2 separate regions of the Homo sapiens genome follow, and region 1 is linked to region 2. The links are chromatin loops, found by intact Hi-C in ENCODE. Cell type or tissue: HepG2. All regions are shown on one strand. Each heading gives the region's core, and the rest is flanking DNA. Links, peaks and the distances in the headings are about the cores only. Region 1 overlaps GFPT1 (glutamine--fructose-6-phosphate transaminase 1). Region 2 has its middle 28 kb from the start of ANXA4.

Region 1 (13,840 bases), core at 1,246-9,245, 340 kb before region 2:
CCAGCTGTCAAAAGCTACAGCTACAGCAAAGCAAAAATGAAGAGGACCTGAACTAAACAGTGGTAATGCAGACAGAAATAAATGATATTGAAAAGTGGAACTGACTGAATGTAAGTGAGAAAGCAGGAGAAGTGTGGAATACCTCAAAGGACTTGTTGAATGGCTTGAAGGACTTGTTGAATGATTCTCAATAAAAGGGACATAGAAAAACAGAGTGGGCATGCCTGTAATCCCAGCTACTTGGGAGGCTGAGGCAGGAGAATGGCTTGAACCCGAGAGGTGGAGGTTGCAGTGAGCTGAGATCACACCACTGCATTCCAGCCTGGGCGACAGAGTGAGATTCATCTCAAAAACAAACAAACAAAAAACAGGGTGGGGAGCAGGGTGAGGACTGCAATGTATTCAGCTTATTTTTCTTTTCTTTTCTTTTTTTTTTTTTTTTTTGAGACAGGTTCTTGCTCTGTCGCCCAGGATGGAGGGCAGTGGCGCAATCTCAGCTCCCTGCAACCTCTGCCTCCCAGGTTCAGCAATTCTCCTGCCTCAGCCTCCCAAATAGCTGGGATCACAGGTGCACACCACAATGCGTGGCTAATTTTTTTTTTTTTTTAAGTAGAGATGGGGTTTCACCATGTTGGTTAGGCTGGTCTTGAACTCCTTACCTCAAGTGATCCATCCACCTCAGCCTCCCAAAGTGCTGGGATTACAGGCGTGAGTCACCACGCCCGGCCTCAGTTCAATTTTTGAACATGCAAAGTTTAAAATATCATGGTCTATCTAGGAAGAAACTTGTAGGAGGCCTAGAATACAGCTTGGGAGATAAATCTGGATTAAAAGAAATACATCTGGATTAGAAGTCACCAACATACTCTCACACAAAAAAATTAAAATTAAAAATAAAAAATACTGGCCGGGCGCGGTGGCTCATGTCTGTAATCCCAGCATTTTGGGAGGGTGAGGCGGGCAGATCACGAGGTCAGGAGATCGAGACCATCCTGGCTAACATGGTGAAACCCCGTCTCTACTAAAAATACAAAAAATTAGCCGGGCGTGGTGGCGGGTGCCTGTTGTCCCAGCTACTCGGGAGGCTGAGGCAGGAGAATGGCGTGAACCCGGGAGGTGGAGCTTGCAGTGAGCTGAGATCATGCCACTGCACTCCAGGCTGGGCGACAGAGCAAGACTCCATCTCAAAAAAATAAAAATTAAAAATAAATAAAAAATAAAAAGAATAAAACAAAGAAGTTACCAACATATATTAACAGAAGGCTGATGGGCCAGGCACGGCGGCTCACGCCTGTAATCCCAGCACTTTGGGAGGCCGAGGCGGGCAGATCACGAGGTCAGGAGATCGAGACCATCCTGGCCAACATGGTGAAACCCCGTCTCTACTAAAAATACAAAAATTAGCTGGGTGTGGTGGCAGGCACCTGTAATCCCAGCTACTCAGGAGGGTGAGGCAGGAGAATTGCTTGAACTCGGGAGGTGGAGGCTGCAGTGAGCCAAGATCACGCCACTGCACTCCAGCCTTGTGACAGAGTGAGACTCCATCTCAAAAAAAAAAAAAAAAAAAAGAAGATTGATGAGTCAGAGCTCACCCATGAAGACACCAAATAAGAGAAGTGGATCTAGAAAAGAATATTGGCTGGGTGCAGTGGCTCACGCCTATAATCCCAGCACTTTGGGAGGCCAGGGCGGGTGGATCTCCTGAGGTCAGGAGTTCAAGACCAGCCTAGGCAACATGGTGAAACCCCATCTCTACTAAAAATACAAAAATTAGCCAGGCGTGGTGGTGCATGCCTGTTATCCCAGCTACTGGAGAGGCTAAGGCAGAAGAATCAGCTGAATCCGGAAGACAGAGGTTGCAACAGTCAGCCGAGATCGCACCATTGCACTCCAGCCTGGGTGACAGAGCAAGACTCACCTCAAAAAAAAAAAGAATCTTGAAGAACATTAATATTTGAGCTGTAAGTAGAAGAAAGGAGCCTCCAAAGCAAACAGAAAAGAAGTAATCTTAGCATCTTAGGAAGAGAATAAGATGTGCTGTCAAGGAAGCTAAGGAAGGAGAGAATTTTAAAAACAAAGGAGTTGAGGAACTGACTTTCCATTACTAAGGAAAGTCAAGGAAGACAAATGTCCATTCCATGTGGCAATGTTAAGTGTACAAAAAAGAGTTAACACAGCAGGTGTGAAACTGCTATCCTCAGAAAGGCCTGTTTTCAAGGTTGGCCCTTCACTGGTGTCTAGAAACTTGGTTTTTGGAAGGATTCCTACCACCCTAACCAAAAGTGTCTCACTACACAAACTGTGCAAACAAAGTGGTTTATGCTGAACATCTGCTCTTATTTTGGGAGTCTAGAATTTTGGTACATGCTGGGCAGAGGGTGCCTATGTGACCAACCCCCAATGAAAACCTTAGGCACTGATCCACTGGTGAGCAGCTTGTGCCTAGCTTTCTCAAGACTTCAATTCCTGCACCTTCTCCCTTTGCTGATTGTGCTTTGTATTCTTTTGTTATAATGAAACATAGCCATGAGTACAACCAAATGCTGAGTTCTGTGAGTCCTCCTAGGGAATCGTCAAATCTGAGGATGGTCTTAGGAACCTCTGACATAGTTGAGGGAAGGAGCTAGGGTAGAACATAAAGTTGCCAGAAAGTTATGTTTATGTGTAATTTATTTAAGATAGATGAGGCTGGAATCAGTGGCTTGCCTGTAATCCCAGCACTTTGAAAGGCCAAGGCAGGAGGATCACTTGAGGCCAGGAGTTTGAGACCAGCCCAGGCAACATAGTGAGACTCTCGTGTCTACAAAAACTTTTTAAAAATTAGCTGGGCATGGTGGCACACAGCTATAGTCCTAGCTACTGAGGAGGCTACGGAGGGAGGATTGCCTGAGCCCAGAGTTCGAGACTGTAGTGAGCTATGACCGCACCACTACACTCCAGCTGGGGTGACAGAGTGAGACCCTATCTCAAAAATAAATAATAAAAATAAGAAAAAAGAATCTGAGGCAAGTTTATGTGTCAAAGCATGAAATCAATGGATAAAAATTAAAGTTATAGGAAAGAAAAAAGAATTTAGAGTAAGACCTTCACGAATTTTGTTTTACCACAATAATCCCCCATATGATGTTTTTACAATAATATTCTTAAGAGATCATCATAAGCAATACTCCACATAAATGGTAACACTGTTGAGATTACATAAATAAATCCTTTAAATATGATAAAAGACAAAAATTCTTCCAATTTACACTTACTCAAAACAAAACAGACTTTAATAGTCTAGTCTCCTAATAACAATAAAAATAGTATCTATTTAAAGAATCATGCAAAATCCATAGTATTTTTTTTAAAGTACCAGCAGAATCATATCCTCTGTACTCCAGTCTCTGAAGGCCTTTGATTAGGGTCTCCAGGATTTCTCGTCTCGTTCGAGGAACATGGTAGTTTAAGTAAGCAAATATACCTGCAAATAAACAAATATTTAATGAAAAATTCTGATTTAAAAAATCAAAATTAGCATAATTATGTCAAGTATGTGAAAAAACGTGAAGTTAGATTCTGTCTTTCAAACATTTCAAACCGTTTAAAGGCAATGGAACTTTTTCAAGGGGGAGTTTCTCATAAGTATAAAAAACTAAACATGTCAAAATACACATTTATAATTTTTTCTTTTTTTTTTTTGAGACAGAGTCTCACTCTGTCACGCAGGATGGAGTCCAGCAGCACGATCTCGGCTCACGGCAAGCTCCGCCTCCCGGGTTCACACCATTCTCCTGCCTCAGCCTCCCGAGTAGCTGGGACTACAGGTGCCTGCCACCACGCCCAGCTAATTTTTTGTATATTTAGTAGAAACGGGGTTTTACTATGTTAGCCAGGATGGTCTCAATCTCCTGACCTCGTGATCTGCCCGCCTCGGCCTCCCAAAGTGCTAGGATTACAGGTGTGAGCCACTGCACCTGGCAAAGAAGCTTATAAAGCTGGCTACTTATTTTCCATGACTGCCATTTTTGTCAAGTGAAATTTAATTTTTTTAAAAACCAATTAACAAATTCATGGTTTATGTCCTATATACAGAGCATTTCGTTTCAAGAAAAAAATTTCTAAAGTAATTTAAGCAACATATATAGGCCCTAAAATCTGTACCAATGAGATTAATTTTGCTTATTTCCAATAACCATGCTATCAGTGACATTTAGGAATAAATGATATGAAAAATACTCACCCCTTAAATAATTACGTAAAATAGTAAAAACTGACCAAATATATAACTATCTTAAAAGATAATTGCTTGAATTACTTGTTCATCACATTAGCAAATGACAACCACATAACAACCCTTGAAAATTCACAGAAAAAGAGCAATCATTTGGAAAAACAAAACTAGAAATCAAAGCAGTAATACAATGTGAACTGAACGGGATAAGCAAAGAAGTAACAAAACACAGGTAAAGGAAATCCACACTTTTAGGAATGGCAGCATGGGCATTATCTGAGGTTTTCCATGGCTGTGCTTTGGCCAGAGTGGACACAGCTTTAATGTATCAAAACTGAAGACTAAATTATATAAAATATACAAAAATACAAGTTCAAGCTGCTTATTTTAAAACTTCCTTTTTTCTTAACTACATTTCACTGTAATTCTGATTCATAAGAAGTTTAAATTAATTCTGTGAGATAGAACTCCCAAAAAACTAGTCTTCATTTCCATCTGAAAAGAGACATTTACTTCTATAGAGTGTGATCCTACTGAAATATTTCAGTATACAAAAATGGCACATTGTTGATACCCAACAGGAAAGCCATAACATACATGCTGATCACCATGATCAATACATTGCAATTTTCTCAAATAAATTATTATGCCCTAAAAAAGAGAAACTCACACATTAAAATCCAAAATAACCTGAAACAACGGTTTCAACTCTCCCCAAAGAAGCAGTTCCAGGCCAAAGACTTACAGAAATCCCATATTTCATTCAGATTAAAAAAAGATACACACACACCTTACATTTTTATTTTTTTAAGCTTTCCTGTAATGTACAGTCATCTTACTTTCACAGCACCACCACCCTGTAAGGGAGGGTAGAACATCTATCTTACATAATTCAAAAATAGAAATTGAGTTAACTGATATCCCAGAGATACCCACAAATAGCATTCCCAACCTCAAAGCACAGCAATTAAGATAAGGATAAACAACATGCTGCTTAAGGATATTGCTAAGGTAAGAGTGGTAGCGGCACAGCAATGTGCAGCTTCCAACTTTCAATGGCTACTCATGATATAAACACTAGAGGGCAGCAGAAGAGTCTCCAGACCAATCTGCACCCATTTAATTCAGAAGAATGAGTCCGGGGTTTTTGTTGCTACTGCTGTTCCTTCATGAAGTATCTGTAATATGAATAAACGAATAACCCAATTGTAAATCAAACTTTGCACTCTTCACCTATGGGTCACTGATCTTTGAGAAAGATTAAACACGTACAGATAACTATCAATTAAGTATTTTAACCAGGTCATTAAAAGACAATACACAGCACACAAATCTTTTCTAAAACAATACTTTAATACAAATGTGGGCCAGGTGCAGTGGCTCACGCCTGTAATCCCAACTTTGGGAAGCTAAGGCAGGCGCATCACCTGAAGCCAGGAAATCAAGACCAGCCTGGCCAACATGGCGAAACCCATAGTTACTACTAAAAATACAAAAATTGGCCGGGCATGGTGGCGTGCACCTGTACTCCAGCTACTTGGTAGGCTGAGACGGGGAGAATCACTTGAACCCTTGAACCCAGGAGGCGGAGGTTGCAGTGAGCCGAGATCGCACTGCTGCACTCCAGCCTGGGAGACAGAGCGAGACTCCATCTCAAAAGAAAAAAAAAAAAGTGTGAAAAAAACTGAATCTGAACTAGTTCCCACCACTGTGACTGCATCAGCTAGAGTCCACTAAAGGAGGATACAATCTAGCTTATTTGAAAACAGAAGCCTGTCGAGGATTGTTTGCAGATTGTCCAGAGCTGCCAAATTCTAAGCACATCCAGAAAAACTCACTCCTAAACTCTCTCTTTTTTAAGAAATCTAAGTCTGATAGTAAAAGTAAAAATGTAAGCCAGATGATAAAAATGAAAGTTGGTAAAAACATAAAAATGTAAGCCGGATGGTAAATGATTTAAAGATTAAAGATGTATATGAATGTGTTAAAACTATTTAAATGCTAATGATATAAAATTGTTTTTAAGACAATTTATAGACTCTACTTTTTTTTAAAGATTAATGCGGCAGGGCTGGGTGGCTCACGCCTGTAATCCCAGCAACTTGGAGGCCAAGGCGAGTGGATCACATGAGGTAAGGAGTTCAAGACCAGCCTGGGCAACACGCTGAAACTCCGTCTCCACAAAAATACCAAAATTAGCCAGGCATGATGGCAGGTGCCTGCAATCGCAGCTACTCAGGCGGCTGAAGCAGGAGAATTGCTTGAACCTGGGAGGCAGAGGTTGCAGTGAGCTGAGATCGTGCCACTGCACTCTAGCCTGGGCAACAGAGCAAGACTCCGTCTCAAAAAAAAAAAAAAAAAAAAGATTAAGTAATGCAATATTAAATTCACTGTTTTTAATAATGTAACTCAACAACAGCATTCAACTTTAATAATACTTCTAACTCCAATCTCCTTGGTTTATAATGGCTCACTATATGAATCTTGAGAGCTTAAGAACATTTTGGCTGGGCACAGTGGCTCACACCTGTAATCCCGACACTTTGGGAGGCCGAGGCGGGCGGATCACGAGGTCAGGAGTTCAAGACCAGCCTAACCAACATGGTGAAACCCCGTCTCTACTAAAAATAAAAATAAAAAAAAAAAAATAGCCAGCTGTGGTGGCACGTGCCTGTAGTCTCAGCTACTCGGGAGGCTGAGGCACGAGAATAGCTTGAACCTGGGAGGCAGAGGTTGCAGTGAACCTAGACTGCACCACTGCACTCCAGCCTGGGCAACAGAGCAAGACTCCGTCTCAAAAAAACAAACAAAGAAACAAACAAAAAAGTAACAGAGCTAGAAGAAGGAAGGGGATTAGCCTCAGACATACCTGATGAGGAAAATGGGAGCTAAGAAGTTGAACCTGTCAGTTTCATAGCCCTGTCCCTTGATAGCACTACTAGCCCAAGACATTCCACCTGCGGGGATACCGGGTTAACTGTAATCTTGGGGTGCCCGAGACAATACTGGCAGCAATTCATCAGGTACACAGGGCATGTTCACAAGGGAGGCATTCACAACTCACAATGATGCTTGTTAGAGCAGAAATCGTTAGTCTGACCTCTATTTTCAGGTCTTTGACTTGTCTTATCAAAACTCCCAATAAACAGTTTTTTGTTTTTTGTTTTTTTGAAACAGAGTCTCGCTTTGTCGCCAAGGCTGGCGCCATCTCAGCTCACTGCAACCTCCACCTCCCAGGTTCCAGCAATTCTCCTGCCTCAGCCTCCCAAGTAGCTGGAATTACAGTGGCCGCCGCCATGCCCGGCTAATTTTTTGTATTTTTAGTAGAGATGGGGTTTCGCCATGTTGGCTAGGCTGGTCTCGAACTCCTGACCTCAGGTGATCCACTCGCCTCAGCCTCCCAAAGTGCTAGGATTACAGGCATAAGCCACTGCACCCGGCCTAAACTCCCAATAAACAGTTCTTAAGTAAGGTAATGACAAAAGCCTAATATCAACTTTCCGCCACTCTTCAGTAATTGCTCTAAGAGCACACACAGTAGCTGTATAAGCATAGATTCTCTACCCCCAAATCAGCATGCACTTCACAAGTGTAAGCTTTCTTACTAATGGAATATACTTGGAATAAAATAACTCCATAACTGAAGCAGATGCTTGAACCTACAGGCATCATTCTCAATAAATGGCAACTTAAATTCAATGACAAAAAAGCAATTATGAGCACCTTGCTAACAAAATTTCAGAAGCAATCTGGATCACAGACTAGACACACCTGGTTGAAAGCAATGTAGCTGCAAATACAGACTGTTAAACCTTACTGAAAAGAAAACTGACTCGTCAAATTATTAAAATTCCTATGTCTGGTTGCATTTATGTCCTTATGAATACTAAATTTTATTTTTATATATTTTATCATTTGACAGCTGCAATATTTTGGGACCCTAAACATTGTAACTTATCAGTGATAAGTGTTCAAATTCATTCTCTAAACTTAAAACTTCTGAATCAAAATCTACCTACAATGTCACTTAAACTCTAAATTTTATTTTTCTTATAATGCTAGTCACAAATTAATTCATCACCATCATTAAAAATTCAAAGTAGGCCAGGAGCAGTGGCTCACATCTGTAATCCCAGCACTGTGGGAAGAGAGGCAGAGGTTACTTGAGCTCAGGAGTTCGAAACCAGCCAGGGCAACATACCAAGACCCTGTCTCTATTAAAATTTGAAATAAATAAATAAATATTAAAACTATACAGATGCTACAGAATTGTGAAAATCTCTCCTTTCTGTCTCCACACAGGTTCCAACCCCTTTCTCAGAGATAACTACTGTTATTCCCATACACACACTCCCAGTCCTTCAGCTATAAATTTTTCTACAGGCCAGGCACAGTAGCAGATACCTGTAATCCCAGCACTTTCGTAGGCCAAGGCGGGAGGATCATGGGCAGGAGTTTGAGATCAGCCTGGGCAATACAGGGAGACCCTGCCTCTACCAAAAATAAAAAATTAGGCATGGTGGTGCATGCCTGTAGTCCCAGATACTTGGAAGGCTGAGGTGAGAGAATCACTTGAGCCCAGGGGTTCAAGGTTGCAGTGAACTAGTCAATATTATAATTATGGAATCACATTCTACATTTAAGATTTCTTTAAAATTAAGTATTATTTGAGATACATTTTCTTTTTTCTTTTCACCAGGGGTCTGCTCTGTCGCCCAGGCTGGAGTACAGTGGCACAATCCCAGCTCATTAAAACCACCACCTCCTGGACTCAAGTGATCCCCTCATCTCAGCCTCCCAAGTAGCTGGGACCACAGGCACATGCTAATGTGCCTGTAATTTATTTATTTATTTACTTATTTATTTTTAATTTTTGAGATGGAGTTTTGCTCTTGTCGCCAAGGCTGGAGTATAGTGATGCGATCTTGGCTCACTGCAACCTGTCTCCCAGGTTCAAGCAATTCTCCTGCCTCAGCCTCTGGAGTAGCTGGGATTACAGACGTAAGCTACCACGCCCAGTTATTTTTTTATTTCTTGTAGAAATGAGGTCTTACTACATTGCCCAGGCTGGTCTCGAACTCCTGGACTCAAGCGATCCTCTTGTTTCGGCCTCCCAAAGTGCTGGGATTACAGGCATGAGCCAATGCATCCAGCCAAGGTACATCTTCTACAATCCTAAAAGCACATATAAAGGCCAGATGCCGTGGCTCACGCCTGTAATCCCAGCAATTTGGGAGGCTGAGGAGGGTGGATCACTTGAGGTCAGGAGTTCGAGATCAGCCTGGCCAACATGGTGAAACCCCGTCTCCATTAAAAATACAAAATTCCTAGCCAGGCATGGTGACGCGTGCCTGTCCCAGCTACTCAGGAGGCTGAGGCAGAAGAATCACTTGAGCCCAGGAGGTGGGGCAGAGGGTGAAGTGGGCCGAGATTGCGCCACTGCACTCCAGGCTGGGCGACACAGTGAGACTCTGTCTCAAAAAAATAAAAAATGTAAAAGTAAAATAAAATAAATCACACATACAAAAATAACATATGGAGTGAAACAATTAAGACTTTCAATTATTTGTGTGTTTAATTGGTTCATGTCTCCCCTACTTTACTGTAACTATTGCCACTAGAAGGGGCTCCATGACACGTCTCTTGCACATTTAACATTCTGGAGCTCAAATCACTAGTTAAGTCATGACATCTCTATACATTCCCTCACAGTCAACCTATGTCATCATCTTTCTTGAGAAAAAAAAGCATGTACTTCCTGCTCACAATCTTCAAATATTCCATCTCTCTCTCTTCTGACCATTCACATCAGACTACAATTTTTCATCATACTGCCAAGTCAAACCCTCTGGGTCCACTGTGCTCTGACTCCTAGTCTCTGAGCATCTCTACACTGAACTATGACAGCCAAGGAGAACTCATCTATCCTATCCATTTCGGTCCACTTTCGGATGGGCCCTCCGAACTGCTGACCAATCCTATTAATTCATCACTTGCTTAACTTTCAAACTTCTCCCAGATATTATTTTAGAGTCTAAGCTACATACTACTCTCAAATCCTCATTTTCTCTTCCCAGCTTCTTTTTCATTTTTGGTAGATTCTTACTTTATAGAATTAAAGTCTTTTTTTTTTTTAGACAGAGTCTCGTTCTGTCACCCAGGCTGGAGGGCAGTGGCGCTATCTCAGCTCACTGCAACCTCCACCTCCTGAGTTCAAGCGATTCTCCCGCCTCAGCCTCTTGAGCAGCAGCTGGGATTACAGGCGTGTGTTACCACGCCTGGCTAATTTTTGTATTTTTAGCAGTGACAGGGTTTCACCACGCTGGCCAGGCTGGTCTCGAACTCCTGACCTCAGGTGATCTGCCCGCCTCGGCCTCCCAAAGTGCTGGGATTATAGGCGTGAGCCACTGCGCCTGGCCAGAATTAAAGTCTTCATTTTCTTTTTTTGTTTTTAAAATATAGAGACAAGGTCTCAATATGCTGTCCGGGCTGGTATCAAACTCCAAGCCTCAAGTGATCCTCCCACCTCAGCCTCCCAAAATGCTGAGTTCACAAGCATGAGTCACTGCCCCTCACCCATCTTCTTTTCAACAGTTTAACAATATATAAATACTTCTCATCCTTCCTTGTAATCTCAAGAGAGACATATTACACATACTACTCTCTGAAGCTAGCCTCTCCCCTACTTGTAACTTTTTTTTTTTTTTTTAACAGTCCTGCTCTGTCACCCAGTACCCAGGCTGGAGTGCAGCAGCACAATCATAGCTCACTGCAGCCTCAAACTCCTGGACTCAATCCTCCCACCTCAGTCTTCTAAGTAGACTGGACTACAGGTATGCACCACCATGCCTGGCTAATTTTTTTTTTTTTAATAGAGATGGGATCTCACTATGTTGCCCGGGCTGATCTTGAACTCCTAGCGTCAAGCAATCCTCCTGCCTCAGCTTCCTGAGTGGCTGGGATTACAGGTGTAAGCCAAAACACTGGCTACTTATAACTCTTTTTTTTTTTTTTAATTGAGACAGAGTGTCACTCAGTCACCCAGGCTGGGGTACAGTGGCGTGTTCTCAGCTCACTGCAACCTTCACCTCCCAGGTCCAAGCACTTCTCCTCCCTTAGCCTCCCAAGTAGCTGGGATTACAGGTGCGTACCACAACAGCTGGCTAATTTTTGTATTTTTAGTAGAGATGGGGCTTCGCTATGTTGGCCAGGCTGGTCTCAAACTCCTGACCTCAAGTGATTCGCCCACCTCAGCCTCCCAAAATGCTGGTATTACCAGAGGGAACCCCACACTGGGCCTTACTCCTAACTCTTGATGAGTGTTTCTCCAACTTTGTAAATACAGAACTCTTTTGTTAACATCAAAATATTCTGAGGCTCCTTCACAACAATGGGTTAAATTTTTATTATTCAATGATCTAGAACAATCTTTATTCAACTTACAGACAAAGTTATAAGCATATGAATAAGCAATGAACACCCTGTAACAACTTCAGGGCTTGTAGGTCAGGAACCACAGCTCTAGAATTCAACTTCTCAACACTCCCAGGGGACCTCAATCCCAAAATCCTCTTCTTTTTCATATTACTTGCAGCCCTCCTCCTAAACACAAACTGAGACCCTTCTGCCTTGACATATGCAATTTCTCTAATAATTTCTTCATAACCATATCCAATTAACTTCTCTGCAGTATTACATATGAATGACCTTTTTCTACTTTTATAGACTCTGTTCAAGGCAATATACTACTTTGGAACTCTTCTGCCTTTAACCACTGTTCCTTGGTCTGTTTTCCTGGCACTTCTATTTCCTCCTTCATCTGGTAGTAGTTCTCAAACTATTTCCGCCTCCATTCACTGACGGTTAACATATGCCATTAATGATTACCTCTCACAGTATACTAATACTCTACAAGTTGAGTAAAAGTCCTGCCCCATCACCCAGAACATTCCTGAACCTAACACAGAAACCCAAACCCCAGAGCTCTCCAGTCTCTAAATTTCTACTCATTCTACTTGTGGTCTATGACATGGCAATGAACAAGGACTGTGTATTTTCACCTGAAGCTGTTGCATGTGCATTCATTTTCTTTCCTCTGATCAGGCAGCAATTTCTTGAAGGCAACTCTCTTATTTTAGTCATCTCTGCAAAGGGCAGAGTGCCAAGTATAAAGCCATCATTTCAAATACCTGCAAGTATCTTCTAACACTTTCTAGGCACCTGAAATATACGGTCAAAAAATTCTCAAACCACAGAAACAGAACACTATTTCACCGGATGCTAAAAAGGAATGAAGTAAAGAAAGGTTTCATAATTAAAGGTTTAAGAACTACCTGGTTAAAGTTAGGTATATATTTAGAACTTTCTGGAACCTTTAATCTTGCTAATTGTGAATCTCCAAGAGCAGAATTTCCCAAACTTGTGTTACAAAACCCTTTCCCGCCTTCTACTGCTCATTACCAGAACCTATTAACCTCCATTTCCAGGGGACAATTGAAGAAATGCTTATTAAGCAATTATTTTCTCTCACAACTTCTTCATATCCAGTATATGTAAGGATATGTTAATAGTACTGGTTTTATGACCAATCCTAGCAGCCAATCTCAGCATCCCTCAATTATCTCCAAAGCCATTAGACAGTATAATTACAAAAAACTTTTGAAAAATTCATTTTAGGATACTTTAAAATTGCAAGTTCCTTTACTGCTTTTAAAAAGGATCTCATTTGCAAACATTCCATTTATTTATTTATTTATTTACTTATTTATTTATTTATTTTGAGACAGTCTCTCACTCTTGTCGCCCAGGCTGGAGTAGAATGGCACTATCTCAGCTCACTGCAACCTCCACCTCCTGGGTTCAAGAGATTCTCCTGCCTCGGGCTTCCGAGTAACTAGGATTACAGGCATGCGCCACTACGCCCGGCTAATTTTTTTGGATTTTTAGTAGAGACAGGGTTTCACCATGTTGGTCAGGCTGGTCTCAAACTCCTGACCTCAGGTGATCCACCCACCTCAGCCTCCCAAAGTGCTGGGATTGCAGGCGTGAGCCACCGCGCCCATCCCCAAAATTCCATTTTATATACACCGTCGAATCAGAAGGGTATAACTTCACATTTATAAAAACAATAGCAAAATCTGTTAAAAGCTAGGGATAGCTTAAGTGACTTGACACTCAGCAAAACCAAAAATAATGCAAATAAAAAGGACAAAGTATATTCCAAACTACCAAGAAAAAGGAAGATAAAATAAATTTGGAAAATAGACACACTATTCTTCTCTGGGAGATTCTCAATGCTTATTATTAATACATTAAAGATTCCAAGAAATCCTCCAATCAAAAAACAAAACAAAACATTACCACGCGATTTAATATGTTGCTTCCCAAATTTACTGGACCAGAGGATCTTTTTTCCTAACACTTATTAACATCCCAATACAAGCTGGTAAACATATCAATTTTATCAGTATATCTGATTGAAAAAAAGCACATCAGAATCTTCAATCCTCATTCTTCTGCTTCAACAATGCACAACGTTGAAATAAAATAATCTTTTAGGCAAATTTAACTAGGGCCGGGTAAGGTGGCTCACTCCTGTAATCCCAGCACTTTGGGAGGCTGTGGTAG
Region 2 (16,868 bases), core at 5,451-13,450:
GTCTCAAAAAAAGAAAGAAAAAAAAAGTTACTAATGGTTATCTAATGGGTCGTGGGATTATAGGGCTTCCTTTTTATTATTTTGCCTCTTGTTAGTCTCTACTTTTTCTACAATGAATATGTGCTGCTTATATAATCAAATCATTGGTTTGTTGGCACACCATCACTTTGGGATGGCTCAGAGCGTCCCAGTTCACCCTAAAGTGTAAGCTGCAGTAACCATCCTGGTTGTAACCAGAATCTTTGTTCTACAATTTGGAATTGGAGTCTCCTTATAATCTAAAGATTTTGTAGTTGTTAACATATTAACACTTTCGATTTTATAATGTATTCTTACGTGTCTTTTAAGCACATACTTCTGGCTGGGAGTGGTGGCTCATGACTGTAATCCCAGCACTTTGGGAGGCCAAGGCGGGTGGATCACTTGAGGTCAGGAGTTCGAGACCAGCCTGGCCAACATGGTGAGACCCTGTTTCTATTAAAAATACAAAAATTAGCCAGGCCTGGTGCCGGGCACCTGTAGTCCCAGCTACTTGGGAGGCTGAGGCAGGACAATCGCTTGAATCCAGGAGGTGGAGGTTGCAGTGAGCTAAGATCATGCCACTGGACTCCAGCCTAGGTAACAGAGCAAGACTTTGTCTCAAAAAACAAAACAAAACAAAGCACATACTTCCTCAAAGTGCTTTAAGGTACATGTTAATTTTTTTAATTAAAATTTTTTATTAAAAAATATATATATCTGTGTAGTGTGAGAACAAAAAAAGAAAAAGCATAATATCTTCTTTCTTTAATGGAAATTAAAGTATGATGCTGAATTTTTATAATGGCAAAAATAATCTAGCTATTTCTAAGATACTAAGACTCTGGTTTTTGTTTTGATTTTGGTTTGTTTGTTAAATCAGGAATGAATGTTCAATTTTGCTAAATGGCATTTCAGTATCTAGTGTGATGATTATACTTTTTCCTTTGATCTGTTAATATAGTAGCACATTGGTACAATTCCTTTTTTTTTTTTTTTTTTTTTTTTTTTTTGAGGAATCTCACTCTGTCACCCAGGCTGGGGTACAGTGGTTCGATCTCAGCTCACTGCAACCTCTGCCTCCCGGGTTCAAGCGATTCTCCTGCCTCAGCCTCCCGAGTAGCTGGCATCACAGGTGCCCACCACCATGCCTGGCTAATTTTTGTATTTTTAGTAGAGACGGGGGTTTCGCCAGTTTGGCCAGGCTGGTCTCGAACTCCTGACTTCAGGTGATCCACCTGCCTCAGCCTCCCAAAGTGCTGGGATTACAGGCATGAGCCACCGCGCCCAGTCGGTACAATTCCTAATAATGGGCCATGCCTGCATTTCTGGAACCTCACTGGGTTGAGGAGTTTTTTTGTTATTGCTGGTATAGAACAATTGTGTCTCCATACATCTGCCTATTCTGGACATTTCATAGAAATGGAATCATACTATACGTGACCTTTTGTGTCTAGCTTCTTTCACTTAGTGTGTTTTCAAGGTTCCTCTATGCTATATCATGTATCAGTAAATCATTACTTGTTATGGCCGAATAATTTCTCATTGTATGGATAGACCACATAGAAATGCTTTTATGTCATCTACCAAGTTAATGTTCGTATCATCTTCCTCCTTTATTTCACATCTCTAGTGGATTACATTGTAGATATTCTGGTGTTGGAAAACCCTTTCATTCCTGAAATACACTTGACTTGGTTGTGATTATTATTCATTTAATAAATTGCTAGATTCGATTTGCTAGTATTGTATGTAGAATACTGGTATCTTTCTATATGTGAGCTTAGCCTATATTTTATATTTCTTTTGCTCTCCTCATTTAGCTCTGGTATAGGGTTATGCTAGCACAGTAATATTTGTATAAGATAGGAAATATTTCTTCCTTAAATGTCTGATAGACCCTAGCCATAGAGTCATAGGATCTGTTCCCTTTTGGAAAGTAGGTCTCGGCTAGCATTTCAGTTTCTTCTATAGTTATTGGTTTATCCAATCTTTCTACTTCTTCCTGGGTCAGTCTAATGTGCAAGCAGTAATGTGTACAAAACAGCTTGATGAGATATCACAAAACAACACCCAGGTCAAGAAATACAAAATTGCCAATATTCCAGGAATCCCACTGGTGATTCCTCCCAATTACTGTTTATTTTCTTTCCAAAGTAATTATTACCTTAATTTCAATGATAATTATTTCCTTGCTTTTCTTTATAGTTTTATCTCATAACCGTGGAACCCCAAACACGACAGTTGTTCTTCGCATGTATTTAAATTTTAAAAAATTTAATTTTAGTTTTTGTAGGTACATAGTAGGTGTATTTATTTATGGGGTACATGAGATGTTTTGATACAGGCATGCTACGCATAACAATCGCATCATATAAAATGGGGTATCCATCCCCTCAAACATTTATCCTTTGTGTTACAAACAACCCAATTATACTCTTTTAGTTATTTTAAAATGTACAATTAAATTATTATTGACTATAATCACTCTGTCATGCTATCAAATACTAGGTCTTATTCGTTCTATTTTTTTGTACCCATTAACCATCCCCACTACCCACAGCCACCTCCACTACCCTTCCCAGCCTCTGGTAACCATCCTCCTACTCTCTATCACTGTATTTAAATTTTATGTAAACGAAGTTACACAATATTTATTCTTATGGACTGGTTTGTTCCACTCAGCAACATGGTTTTCTCCTGCCATTTCCTGTTTTCAGTATTTTGCAGCAGAGTGCCCAACATAGAACATAATCGCAAATATTCCACTGCAGAAAAGAGGTGCTAGTGCTTAAGCACAAACGGGAGACATGATTATTTTGCTTTAAATAAATACTTAAACACAGCTCAGGTCCTGCAAGTATCTGGACTCTAGGTCTGAGTAGTGGAGCTGAGTCCCACTTGGGCCCACAATGATATCATGATTCCCCCCTTCCTCTCAGTGATCAATACGTGGCATCGAGTGCCAATGGTCAAACGTGATCGCAATGAGCTCCTTTTCTAGAGCCTTCCGCAACTCTCTACGGACACGACTAGCCAGGATAAAGACCATTAGAATTGTTCGGTCAGTGGTCCGTAACAGTTAAGTATTTTAAGGCTGTCCATGGCGAAACCCTGTCTCTACAAAAAATACAAAAATTAGCCAGGCTGGTGGCATCCGCCTGTGATCCCGGCTACTCGGGAGGCTGAGGTGGGAGGATCACTTGAGCCTGGGAGAAGAAAGAAAGAGAGAGAGAGAGAGAGAGAAGTATTCTTCATGGGTCTCTTGGTTTTTTTTATCGGGGAGACAGATGCATTTAGGTGATTTTCTTCAGCTCATCCTGCAGGACCAGCAGGTCCCTGTTTCTGAGGACCACATGCCCTTGAAGAAAGCTTTGCCCCTTTCCTCTCTGAAGATGGTCCTCCAACAATCGAGGGTGCCTGTGTACTCGAGGTCAGCTTCTTTGCCTCGACTGCATCTGCATCCCATCCACCTAGGCAGGCAGATCATTTGAGGCCAGGAGTTCGAAACCAGCCTGGTCAACATGGTGAAACCCTGTCTCTACTAAAAATACAAAAATCAGCCAAGAAGGGTCACACGTGCCTATAATCCCAGCTACCAAACTTAAAAAAAAAAACCTCTACTATATCTTCTGAATAATAATTTGAATATTATTTCTTTGTCTCTTAGGTCACTCATCAGCAAACATATATAGTGTGTCTGCCTTAGGTAAAGTAACTGACCAGGTTCAAAGATGCCTCTGATATGAACCAAATCACTGACCCTCGCAAAACATGTTGCTTTAAGAAATTGCCTTTGTATGAGAGTAATCCCTATAGGAGCATCTTAAGTTCCTTAAATTTTTTCCTCTCAATAAACCCAGTAGTAATTGTACCCTCCTGACAGTCTTCAGAGGGCAACAGAAATTACTTAGAGTTAAGAAATTAAAGTGAGTAAAGGATACAAATTATTTACAGGATAAGACTTTATGTGCAAAATACATCTATAAAGTTTACTTCGTCAAAGTCTGACCTGTTTGCTTAGCCTCTCTATTCTTCCCTCCATTTCCTCTTTCCATTCCCACCTTTCTTCTTAGTGCCAATATTTTCCTCAAACAAAGGCTTTTCTCATTAACTGCCTGCATTGCTTTGCCTCCAGCCCTCTGAGTCTGTGTTCTCTTTGGTCATTGTTTTCCATCAGCAGAAGCACAGACACGCTCTCTTCTAAGTATTCAAGGCATGCCTGACTTCCCAAGATGATCTTCCCAAGTCACTGAACGTAACATCAAGAACTTTTGCACATTTTAGAGTACATACACGGGAAGCCACATCCCAGAAATCTACATGGCAACCTCGCTAGGTAACTCTTAACTCTGAAACCCATTTCAGAAACACTGCCTGGAGTTCAAGGGCAGAGCTGGAATTATAGTTCAAAGCTTTGGGGTGGTCTGTTATGCAATTAACCAACTCACTTTGTTATTAATAGTATCACGAATCATTATGCAAGCCAGGTGTGCTTGTAAGGGAAGCACCAAGCACTGCTTCAACCATTTAATTATTTATGACACTTTCCCCCTTTTTAACTAAAGCATGCTTGCTGTATAAATTTTGACAAACAATAGGTAACTTAAACACCAGCCATAATCTTACCACATAGATGGTATCACTTATTATGGCAGCATGCACTTCCAGGCTTTTTTTTTTTTTTTTTTTTTTTGAGACAGAGTTTTGCTCTTGTTGCCCAGGCTGGAGTGCAATGGCGTGAACTCAGCTCACTGCAACCTCCACCTTCCAGGTTCAAGCGATTCTCCTGCCTCAGCCTCCCGAGTAGCTGGGATTACAGGCATGTGCCACCACGCCCGGCTAATTTTGTATTTTTAGTAGAGACAGGGTTTCACCATATTGGCCAGGCTGGTCTTGAACTCCTGACCTTGTGATCTGCCCACTTCGGCCTCCCAAAGTACTGGGATTACAGGTGTGAGCCACCATGCCCGGCCCACTTCCAGGCTTTTTAAATGCATTGCTGATATTATATGTAATTTTACTTTCTGCTTAAAATTATATTAAAAGTAGATTTCCATGTCTGTAAATTTTTTATATCATTAAATGGCTGTAAAATATCACCTTGAATCATAAAGAAATGAAGTTTTCCTTTTATTAGATTGTAACTTGTTTCCAATTTCATCACAATTGTAAGTAACATTGATATGGAAATCCTTATGCATGACTCTGTCTGTATTTCAGATTATTTCCATAGGCAAAATATATATCTGATACAGGTCTTGCATCCAGAATATATAAATAACTCTTACAAATCAATTATAAAAAGACAAATGAGTCAATTTTTCAATGGGTAAAAAAAAGTGAACAGATAATTTACCAAAGAAGATCTACTTAAGGCAAATAACCCCATGAAAATATACTCCACATTAGTCACCTGAGAAATACAAAGTAAAAGGACAATGAGGTAATACTACAAACACTACAGGCTAACATTTTTTAACTGGCAATACAAAGTGTTAGCAATGATATGGAGCAACTGGAATTCTCATACATTGCTGGTGGAAATGAAAATGATACAGCCCCTTTGGAAAACAGTTTATCCAGTGTTTTGTAAAGTTAAACTACACTTACTATACAACCCGGCAACTCTCCTCCTAGAAATAAAATACAATTCTACTCCTCAGAGAAGTGAAAATACATCCACACAAAAACCTGTATATGAATATTCAGAGCACTTAATTAATAATAGCCCAAACTGGCCAGGCGTGGTTGCTCACACCTGTAATCCCAGCACTTTGGGAGGCTGGGATGGGTGGGTCACTTGAGATCAGGAGTTTGAGACAAGCCTGGTCAACATGGTGAAACTCTGTCTCTATTAAAAATACAAAAATGAGCTGGGCATAGTGACACACACCTGTAATTCCAGCTACTTGGGAGGCTGAGGCGGGAGAACCGCTTGAACCCAGGAGGCAGAGGTTGCAATGAGCCGAGAAACAACCCAAATGTCCATCTACTGATGAATGGATAAACAAACAATTGTGATGTGTCTATTTAATGCAATATTTCTCAGCAGTAAAAATGAATAAGCTACCGATACATGTAACAGCATAGATAAATCTCAAAAGCAGTGTGCTAAGGACAGAAACCAGGCATCAAAGACTACCCACTGTATAAATCCATTTATATGATATTTTAGAAAAGGCAAAACTATAGTGATATTTCTAGTTTCCTGGGCTTGGGAGTGGAGGTAAGAACTTTTTGGAATGAAGGAAATGTTCTACACCTTGATCGTGGTGGTGGTTGTATGACTGTATACATTTGTCAAGAAGAATTAAACTGAACACTTAAGATGAGTGAGTTTGTAGTATGTACATTGTACCTCAATAAAGCCAATTAAGAAAATAAGAAATGGTTCTGATATATGGTTTTTTGGGTTTTGTTTGTTTGGGCAGCTGACCTAAAATAGAACCTGAAAACAGATTGGGGAATTCAGAAAGAGAAATAGGACTTGAAGGGTGTGGGGGATGGTGTCAGGACAATGATTTCTGGTTTTGGAAGTGTTAAGGAGGTTGAGTTAATGAGGGCACAGAGAGAGAAAAGAGACATAGAGAAATATGGGGCATGATGGGGGGGTCTCTACTGCAGCAAAAAGGAAAAAGGAGAGCAAGAAATTGAGAAAACAGTTTTTATACATAGGATTTTTGTATGTGTTGCCTATTTTGTCTCAATTTATTTTTATTTTTTTCTCTTCATTCTCTTGGTCTCTCCTTTTCCTGGGGGGTCTTAGACACCATGTGTAACTATTGCGTGCTTCCAAAGTTTTCCACTAAACAGACCACACACATACATACAGACACACCACACACAACCAAATGTTCCCCAACCCCACCCCACCACCACCACCACATACACACAAACACATACCCCTCACACTAAAATAAAACAACCAAAGGAGAAAATTGGAGGGTGGAAGCAAACCAAGAGACAGGAAGGTAAAATCTGGCCCCTGCCTTAAAGCGCATTAGTTAGGAGAGTTCACTCTCTTGGTCCTTTACATTCCGTGGGGAGAAGCAGTAGAAAATTACCGGGTTATTCACTCCGAGTCTAAGCAGCTGAATAGGAAAATAGCTTTAATAGCCCTATTAGGACCTGGGCCAAGGACTTTTTCTTTGGGTTTGTTGTGAATGATTAAAGGTTAACGGTGGCATTTTTCTTTCAGCCTAGGGGAGACAACCATCTCAGTAATGATCCTAATTGGATCCAACTGGGGAACTCCAGAAAGTTTCAGTAACAAATTTGCAATGGTTCTGGGCCTTTTAATATGGATTCACAAAAGATAATGAGGTTATCCTGTCATTTCTACCCTATGGATGAGGAAAGTGACATTCAGACAGGCCATGGGATCTACCCACTCCCTCGTAAAGAACTGGAGGACCAACATTAGCAACAGGACCTCCCATTTGGCATTTTGTTTTCAGATGTGCCTAGAAGAAGGAGATTACAGCTTCTTGGACTGTTGAAGCCTGGGTTCTTCTTGAGTTGTGAAGATATCACCTAAATCCTATCCACATTTTGTGCACCAGGTTTGTGGACGCCTACCACCATTCATTCATTGCAGTGGCTCAGAGAAGATGAAAACAGGACTCTTTGGGGCCAATGAAGATCCCCAACAGAGCTCAGATGACCAGAGTGGACTGGCTTCTACCCTAAATACATACAACAATACTTCCCACTCTGACCTTGCTCACTTTATACAACACCACACAACTAGAGAGTGGCAGAGCTGCTGTGGGAACCCAAATGCCATCTGACTCCAAAGCCTTACTCTCAACCACCACCCTGCTGCCTCCTATTCTTTCCTGAAATCTTCAGTATAGTCATTATTATGAAGTAAAAAAAAAAAGAAAATGAAAGGATGGAAGGAAGGTAGAGGGAGCCCCTCTATCTCCATTCTTTGTTTCCATGAAGAACCTCTACTCCATTTTCAGGGGAGTGCTATTGGTGTAACACACTTTCTGGCCCTCTCCCTCCCATTCTTGTCACTCATTCTCCCCAAGGAAGAAGCGATATGTGGATGATAAGATTGGAAGAAGCCACTCTTATGTTCGGTGGTGTGCTGGTAAATGTTTAGCAGCTGGCTCTGGGGCAGAGAGAAAGCCCTGAATTGTAGTATGTGCCAATCTCCATGGTGTAAAAACACTTCTACCATAGCTGCTTCCAAGTATGTAAATTGTACACCTCAATAAAGCCAATTTAAAAAGTAAAGTCAATCAGTTTGTAAAACTCTTGAGACTTTAACATTCAGTCCAGCAAGCTGTTACCTGCCGGATCCAGCAACACACAACCCGTAACATAACGAGTTGGGTCTCAGCTCCCCGCTCTTCACAGACTCCAGAGTTCTCTCCCCTTTGTGGGGTTCCTCATCCATCCTTCCATTGCTTCTGCTGCTGCCCTGAAGGCATCACCGCTCTCCCGTCTCCTCTTGGGGCACCTAACTCTCTTAACAGTTTAGGACTTTGAGGAGTTTTGCCTTTCACAAAAAGAAAGAATGGGGGAAAAACGGTTATGCCTCAGCAGCTTTCGCTGTCTACCCTGCAGCACAAATTCCACTTGATGGAGGAACACAAAGGTCGGACTCCCTGCCGTGAAGAGGAGAAAGGGAAATTCGAATATGGAAGGAGCTCTACTCTCCCTTGCTCTGTCCTCCGCAAGAGAATGGGGCAGAACATTCTTTAGTCTACACCTCTGTCCCACATGAGTTGCCAAAGACCACAGTGCCTGGTGGGTGACATCTCTCCAGGCTTTTGAAGACATCTGAGCCTGGATTTTGAGCACATTCCTGACCTCCCTACTGGGAGGCTCTTCTCCTTCAAGGTCTGCCTTCTGACAAGCCCTAGCTCTTTCCCACCTCCAGTGGCTGGGTGGGCCGGGGGGTGGGGTAAGGGTGGAGATGTGGGCACATTCTGGGAGCCCCACCAGAACCCCATGGAGTGGAGAAGTGACCTTCTAAGGAGGGGAGCGTACAGTTTCCGGAAGGGAGGAAGGATGCGGTGAGGACCAAATGCATCCATGCAGGATTTCAAATATAAACGACTCTATAGAATACAAGCACCTACTCCTGGCAACCGAAGCCGAAGGAAGCCTAAGAATATAAGAGACGGGGCTTCGGCGAGGGCACGTGACCGAAAACTCACATAACACTCCACCTGCCCCAGTCCAGCCAGCCTGCTGTCCACAGTGTGCCCATCAGTGTATCAAACCTCAGTGCTTTATTTCCTGGGATCCTGGCCGAGCTCCCATTAACCTCCTGTGTTGTCCCCACAGCTCCTATACATGGGAGAGGGCCTGCGTTGGGCCAGATCCCAGAGCTGGGGCCTAATTTGTGATGGGATGCCCTGGGAGGCAAGCGTGCTTCAGCATGTACCCAATCAATAGCCAGACACCCAGGTCCGGAGGTGCCTGAGTCGGTCAGCAGGACGTTGGGCAGGTCTAGGTTCAGAACCTCTGCAGTTTTTCCCTTGGCTTCCCCGGGGCTTGTCCACAACGCCCCCTGCTGCCCATTCTTGGTTAACCTTGTGTCTTGTGGATACCTCATCAGATCTGTTCATGAAGCCTAACGCAAGGTCCTCCCTCCAGGGTGACACAGTGAAGTCAAGTAACAGATGTGGAGATGCTTTGGAGAGCTTGAAACAGAAGACTACATAATAACAATGGGCCAGTATCATAAAGCCAAGATTGAAGAAGACAGAACTGAATATCTCCCTCATCTGCAAAACTTGCCTTATCTTTCAGTATCATCCTGTTTCAGTGGACAGAAATCAATCCATCATATATTTGAGCCCTGCTCTTATAACCAAGTTAAATTTTGCCTAAAATAAGGCCCTGCCTCAAGCAAATCATGGTTTGTTTTTTATTTTATTTTATTTATTTATTTTTTGAAATGGAGTCTCGCTCTGTCACCCAGGCTGGAGTGCAGTGGTGCAATCTCCTCTCACCACAACCTCCCCCTCCTGGGTTCAAGCGATTCTCACCTCAGCCTCCCAAGTAGCTGGGATTACAGGTACGCACCACCATGCCTGGCTACTTTTTGTATTTTTAGTAGAGACGGGGTTTCACCATATTGGCCAGGCTGGTCTTGAACTCCTGGTCTCAAGTGATCCTCCCACCTCGGCCTCCCAAAGTGCTGGGATTACAGGCATAAGCCATCACGCCTGGCCAAATCATGGTTTAGAAAAGGGAGATGGTCAAATATAATTGTTATGACTGCCATAGTACCTACTATGTCCCAGATAATTTGCCTAGGTTTTTAACCCTCACAACACATCCCTAAAACATTGTACAGATGCAAATGCAGAGGCACGAAGAGGCTTAAAACATTCCCAAAGTCACATAGTTACTATAAAGCCAGTAACTGGCTCTATGTCTATCTGAGTCCAAAATGTGTTTTGTCCCCTTCTGTGCCTATGCACAGAGGGCAGTGGGAACATAAATGGAGGTGGAGGGAGGGGTAAGAAGGAGACATCAGTGGTCTACCCTCTTTATGTGATAACAGACTCCCTCTTTTATCTGGCAGCTGCTCCCTCAAGAGGAATACCCATTCTTTCTTCCTAGGTCAAGAAAGAGAGTCCAAGGCATGGTCAATCACAACACTGTCCCTCTAGTCATGGGCCAAGTGCTGGGCACACGTCACCAGCCAGGCTACTCTTAGCCTTTCCCATAATTTTAATAACCTGAGACTGGGAGAAAGAAGCCTCACTCTCTCCTGGAGTGATCAAACTGTATGTAAGTCTAGAGTTCTCTGTGAGTACAGTCTCCTCTAGCAAGAAAGGATGAGACCAACTCATAATAAGAAGCCAAAATACATGTACATATGAGTAAGAGAGAGAGAGAGAGCTGACAGCATTGTTTGGGTGTCTGGATCTAGCCATTCCTGTGGTGGCTCTGTCTAGTCCTTACTTAAATGAGTTAATACATCCCCTTTTAACTGAAGCTAGTTTGTGTTGGGTTTCTGTCCCTTAAAGTCAAGAGTCCTGAGAAATACAATACTGGTCAAAAAAAGTCTTCATAGAACAGGTGAACCAGGAAAAAAGGGATTCACCAGAAAGATAAGAGGAGAGGCAGAGGGTGAACGTAACAGCAGCTGCACTCGAGGAACTGCGAGCAGCTCAGGATGACTTGAGCTGAGATGTGCAGAGGGGGTTGGAGAGACGGGCGAGAGCCACATCAGGGAAGGCCTTGTTTGTCAGGTTAAAATGTTTGGTCTTTATGTGAGGGCGACAGGGAGCCCCCAAAGGGTTTCAAGCAGTGGTGTGACATGCTCAAGCTCGTTTTGAGAAGATCACTCGGGAGAACGGGTCTGAGAGACAGCACAACAGGAGGGCAGCGGATTAGTTATGAGGCTGCTCCGGGAATCCAGGTGAAGAGCTCAGGATGGAAAATGACTCGACGTTTTTGACTTGGTCATTGGCCAGAGGGGAGGGCAAGAACGAAAAGAGTTGTGTTTTGTTCATGTGCAGTTTGAAGTAAGTATCATACATTTAAATGGAATTGTCCAGTAGGTTTACTAAAAGAGATGACAGAGTTGGCGATGTTTAAGTTTTTCTGAGTCATCAATTCAGCTGTTTGCTGTCTGCCTACTACTGGCCAAGCACTGTGTGGAGGAGAACACCGTCCAGCCTCTGCTCCCTGGCATCACACTGTGGCAAGACAAAACAGATGATAACCAGAGAAACCAATCAAGAAACAAGGGAAGTGCAGGGGAGACCGTAAAGCAGCATCGTGTAGCAGAGGGGCTGGGGTGGGGGCTCCATCTCTTCAGTGGTCCTGGAAGGAGGAGCTGACGCCCTGAGGGTGCAGGAGGTGGCTGAAGATGAATATTCTCCAATTCATGCCCACTGAATAGGAACATGCCCATTTAAAAGCATCCATATGCATTTTGTTTGGCTTGTTGGTTTTCTTTGCCTGCCTATGCCTTCAAAGCTGGCATTGAGGTGGCAGGAGGCTTCTGTGCAGAAAACTGAGGCTGGTGCTGGAAAACTCCCACCATGGCCCCTTTGTTCTCATCCAGTGCCTTTCATCCCACACTCCCAAAGCCCATCCTGGCGCCCACCCTTTAATTGTCAGGCCTGGCTCATCGACACAAGCAGGTGGCATTTGATCATTATTCCTGCATCATAAATGAGGGTAACAAAGGCCTCCCTCTCCAGGGTATCAGCCAATATTATTTTGTGAGTTCAAGGGATCTGACTTTGAGTTGAAGCAGAAAGGCCTGATGTCCCATCCTTTTCATTTCTGGAATTACCCGTCGCTGCATCTTTCTGTTACCGCCATTTCCTCTTTAACTCCACGTATCTAACTGGAAACTTTGCTTTTCTTTGTTTCATCTTCTTTGGAATATGTTGTTCCCTGTGACCCCTCCCCACAAAGCCTTGCCTCTGCAGCAGATGCCCTGAGCCTTCCTGATGCCTGGGACTGGTACCTCATCCAGTTTGCTTGTTTCAGGCACTAACTAAACTAGAATGTGCCTGGATCCCTATGGGCCTTGGCTTTCTACCAGATGACAGGCAAACTAAGAGACGTACACAACCTATGCACTCCCTTCCCTCTAGAATGTTTCAGCAGGGGTCCTCTAAGTAAGAAAGCTGGAATTAAAAGGAATAGTTTTAATGGGGAAACCCTGGCTAGGGAGATGCTTGATACCCTAAGGCTGTATGTCTAGCTAGGTCAGGCATAGCTCAGTGCGGTCTGCATTTCATAGCAGATGTTTAGTTTGGAAAGTCCCCTGGCTACTTGGCTTCTAGAGCCCTCTCTCACCATGGGACTTCTCTGTGGGAGGACAGAACTCATCAATCACATTCTCCAAATGTCAAGTTCCTGCTGTGTAACCCCAGGAGAACCTTGCTTCCCATCTACATAACAGAAGTGAGGACCCCAGATTTGCTAGACAAAAGCTTGAACCTGTGGGGAAAGGTCCCCCCAGCTGGTCAGAATTCCCAAAGAAGGCTACCACTGGGAGATGGATTGCAATATAAATGGCACCCCCACCCTCTGGATGTTTGTCATTTCACCCTTCCTTCTTTACCTGACAATCTCTTAAGAGATTCTTGGGGGGATGTAATACACCAGCCAGGAACTAAATTATATTCAACTTTCTCAAGTAGATACTATTTCAGCTACGTTTGGGAAATGCTTAGCCAGAATTTGAGGTCACTGGAAGAGGTCATAGAATCACTCAGGTTCAGACTTGTGGAATTACTTACACTTTCCAGAACCTGTCATGACTTCTTTGGCTCCAGGGCTTTATACCTGCTGCTTCTTGTGCTTTGGGGTTTCCTTCTCTCCCACCAGCCCTATCCACAGCACACACATGCATACACAAACATGTACACACGTATACACATGCATGCATGCACATGCGCACACATGCACACACATGCATACACAAATGCACACACATACATGCATACACACACATACACACACATTCACACACATGCATACACATACGTGCATACACACACATGCTGCACACATGCACACACATATACATGCACACACATACATGCATACACATGTGTGCATACGCACATGCATACACACACATGCATACACAGCATGGCCTCTGCTTGTCCTTCCAGAGTCTCTTATAAAGCTTTTCCTGATATTCCAAGTCTCAAGCTAGCTACCCTCCTTTTTTTTTTTTTTGTGACTGAGTCTCACACTGTCACCCAGGCTGGAGTGCAGTGGCACAATCTCGGCTCACTGCAACCTCCACCTCCTAGGTTCAAGTGATTCTCCTGCCTCATTCTCCCAAGTAGCTGGAATTACAGGCACCTGCCACCACGCCCAGCTAATTTTTTGTATTTTTAGTAGAGACAAGGTTTCACTATGTTGGCCAAGCTGGTCTTGAACTCCTGACCTTGCCACACCCCCATTTTTACAGTTTTCTAACCATTGACTATTTTCCAGTCTTTTTTTTTTTTTTTTTTTTTTTTTTGAGGCAGGGTCTCGCTCTGCACCCAGGCTGGAGTATGATAGTGCAACCATAGCACATTGCAGCCTCCTGGGCTCAAGAAAGCCTCCTGCTTTCAGCCTCCTGAGTAGCTGGGACTACAGGTATGTGCCACAACATCCAAGTAATTTTTAAAAATTATTATTATTTTTTTTTGAGACGGAGTCTTGCTCTGTTGCCCAGGCTAGAGTGCAGTGGTGCAATCTCGGCTCATTGCAAACTCTGCCTCCCGGGTTTGAGTGATTCTTGTGCCTCAGCCTCCTGAGTAGCTGGGATTACAGGCGCCCACCAACACACCTGGCTAATTTTTATATTTTTAGTAGAGACAGGTTTCACCATGTTGGCTGGGCTGGTCTCGAACTCCTGACCTCAAGTGATCCACCTGCCTCAGCCTCCCAAAGTGCTGGGATTACAGGCATGAGAAACCATGCCCTGCCTAAAATTATTTTTTGAATTATTAATTATACAAAAATCATTAGTTAAAAATCATTAAATTTTGTATTTTTAGTAGAGATGGGGTCTCACTATGTTGCCCAGGCTGGTCTCAAACTCCTGCTTAAGTGATCGTCCCACCTTGGCCTCCCAAAGTGCTAGGATTACAGACATCAGTCACTGTGCCTGGCGAAGTCTTTACCAATTGGCAATAAGCTCTCTGGTTGTCATTACAGTTCCAACGTGCCAGGCAACCAGTAAATGATCAATAAATATTGGCATTTTGGGTGAATACATAGGTCATTAGTGCTACTGTTCTGCTTTGACTCTCATTCAGATTAGGAACGAGCTCCCCCTCCAAATAAGCAAGCAGACTAGAGACTATTTCCTGAGAATGTAATTCCGATTCAATTCAGAATTTGTTTCATATGCTCAGGACTTGGCCCTCGGAGGGCTGGGGAGAGGGAAACAAGCAATACTAATTGTAATCTCTGCCTTCAATTTTCCCCTTTTTGAACATAGTACTAGTGTTGGCCACCTCTCTGCACTGCTTCAAATCCCCCCGGTCCCTCCTCTCGCTCCATCAGTGCCTTGGTGACCACTTTCACGCAGGCTTTGCCAACTGCACATGTTCAAAGGCTCATAGGTGAAAGAGCACAGTGCATCCATGGAACTTCAAGAAATTCAGGGGAGCTGAAGCAAAGTTCATTCACGGTGGGGAGGAGCAGAGGCAGTGAGGGGAAGAAGTGAGGATGGAGGGCTCTGCATGGGATGCAGCATGAAGGACCTTCCAAGAGTGCAAAGTTATGTATCCTGATGGCAAGGGGCAGCCATGGAAGATTTTGAGTAGGGAAGTGACTTGATCAGATTTATGTTTTTAAAAGATTCCTCTTGCTGCAATATGGGAAATTGACCAGAGGGGGCACAGCTGGAGGCAGAAGTCCAGTTGGTAATTAGACATTCTCAATCTGCCTATATGTGAACATCATTAAAGAAATACCCAGAGGAGGGGTCCAAATGTCACTTTTTTTTTCTTCCAGGTCCCCTCAGTGATTCCTGTGTGCACCCAGGGTTGAGAACTACTGCATAAGAGGTCCTAGAAGATATCTGGTATGGCCAGAGTACAGAGGGACCGGAGGTAAGCCAGGAGAGACATGCAGAGCAAAGAGTTGAGGTCTCCATCTTCTGTGGGCAGCATCTGGCCTGTTCTGCTTCCTCTGATTCTCACCAAAGTGTTGGCCCAAATGATTTTTAAATTTGAATTCATTGCCATTATTAAACATATATAGATGTCACACAAAATATCCAGATTTCTGCTCCTCTAAGAAACTTGGGAGGTCTGGCCACCCTGGGCCTGCATGCCCCCATGGCAATAAATCAAGCCCTGGCTGCTGCTTCACATGTGGCATGGACTCTCCGAGCTGCCACAGCCCGGCCACTCTTTGTCAGTTCCCACCACTGCAGCCAAAAGCCAGCTGCTGTTTTTCATCTCTTACCCAGCCTGTTTGCTCATTTAAGCTAATTGTCTAGTCCCTGTTGAGATTGGAGTTTAGATCTCAAAAGCTAGACTCTACAGGGTGGGTAGGCCTGTTAATGATTTTGTTATTTACCCTGGAAGCACTGCAAAGGCATTGGAAGGTTTCACGTAGAGCAGCAATAACACAAGCAAATCTGATGTCGAAAGATCACTCTGGCTGGCCTTGGTGGCTGATGCCTGCGATCCCAGCACTTTGGGAGGCTGAGGCAGGAGGATTGCTTGAGCCCAGGAGTTGGAGACAAGGCTGGCAAGACCCTGTCTCTACAAAAAAAATTGAAAAGTTAACCAGGCACGGTGGAACACGCCTGTAGTCCCATATACTTGGGAGGCTAAGGTGAGGATTGCTTGAGCCTGGGAGGTAGAGGCTGCAGCAAGCTGTGATCATGCCACTGCATTCCAGCCTGGGCAACAGAGTGAGACCGTCTCAAAAAAAAAAAAATTACTCTGGATTGTTTAAACTCCAGGTAAGCAGCTATTTGACTAGACAATAAGGACAAATCAAGACCTCCCCCAGTCTCCTCTGGCTCTTTTATAGAAAAACCTTTATTATATTCCTGTAGTTAATTTTCAGTAAGAATGGATATTTTCACCAATATTTTTTGTCAGAAATAACAGGAGAAACAGCAAGTTAGGATGAAAATGGAATTGAACTAGATGGTGAAAGGTTTGGATTTGAATCCTAAGTGACTTTGACACTGATTCTTTTACCTTGGCTATCCTCTTCTATAAAATAGAAATAATAATATTAGACTCTCCTAAGTATCTCACAGGGTCATTGGGAAGATTAAATAAAAAAAAATGACCAGTGTTTTATAACCTTCAAAGTGATTCATGGATGTAAAATATTGTTATCATTATTCATTTATTTACCAAACTCACACCCATTCC

Evidence for each region. Peaks named below come from ENCODE experiments on the same cell type or tissue, not always from the same donor. Only the 100,000 strongest peaks of a DNase experiment are listed, where the experiment ranks them.
Region 1: it touches region 2 in a loop (4-fold over the local background); 32 of 110 quality-filtered maps call a loop at or near these places.

What each region holds. Positions count from the first base shown.
Region 1 is chr2:69,370,651-69,384,490 of GRCh38, forward strand. GFPT1 (glutamine--fructose-6-phosphate transaminase 1) reads right to left here. Exons shown (of 20, transcript NM_001244710.2): 2 at 3,356-3,463. Among named protein-coding and RNA genes, the nearest start is that of GFPT1, 9.7 kb to the right of the region's middle. RefSeq lists an enhancer at 10,821-10,870. In HepG2, for the core only: a CTCF peak has its summit at 5,309 (motif pointing right); no DNase peak of the experiment used is centred there.
Region 2 is chr2:69,705,291-69,722,158 of GRCh38, forward strand. It overlaps a transcript of ANXA4 not described here. Among named protein-coding and RNA genes, the nearest start is that of ANXA4, 28 kb to the right of the region's middle. In HepG2, for the core only: CTCF peaks have their summits at 9,555 (motif pointing left) and 11,645; DNase peaks (open chromatin) are centred at 9,551 and 11,484; H3K4me3 peaks cover 707 bases; H3K27me3 peaks cover 2,704 bases.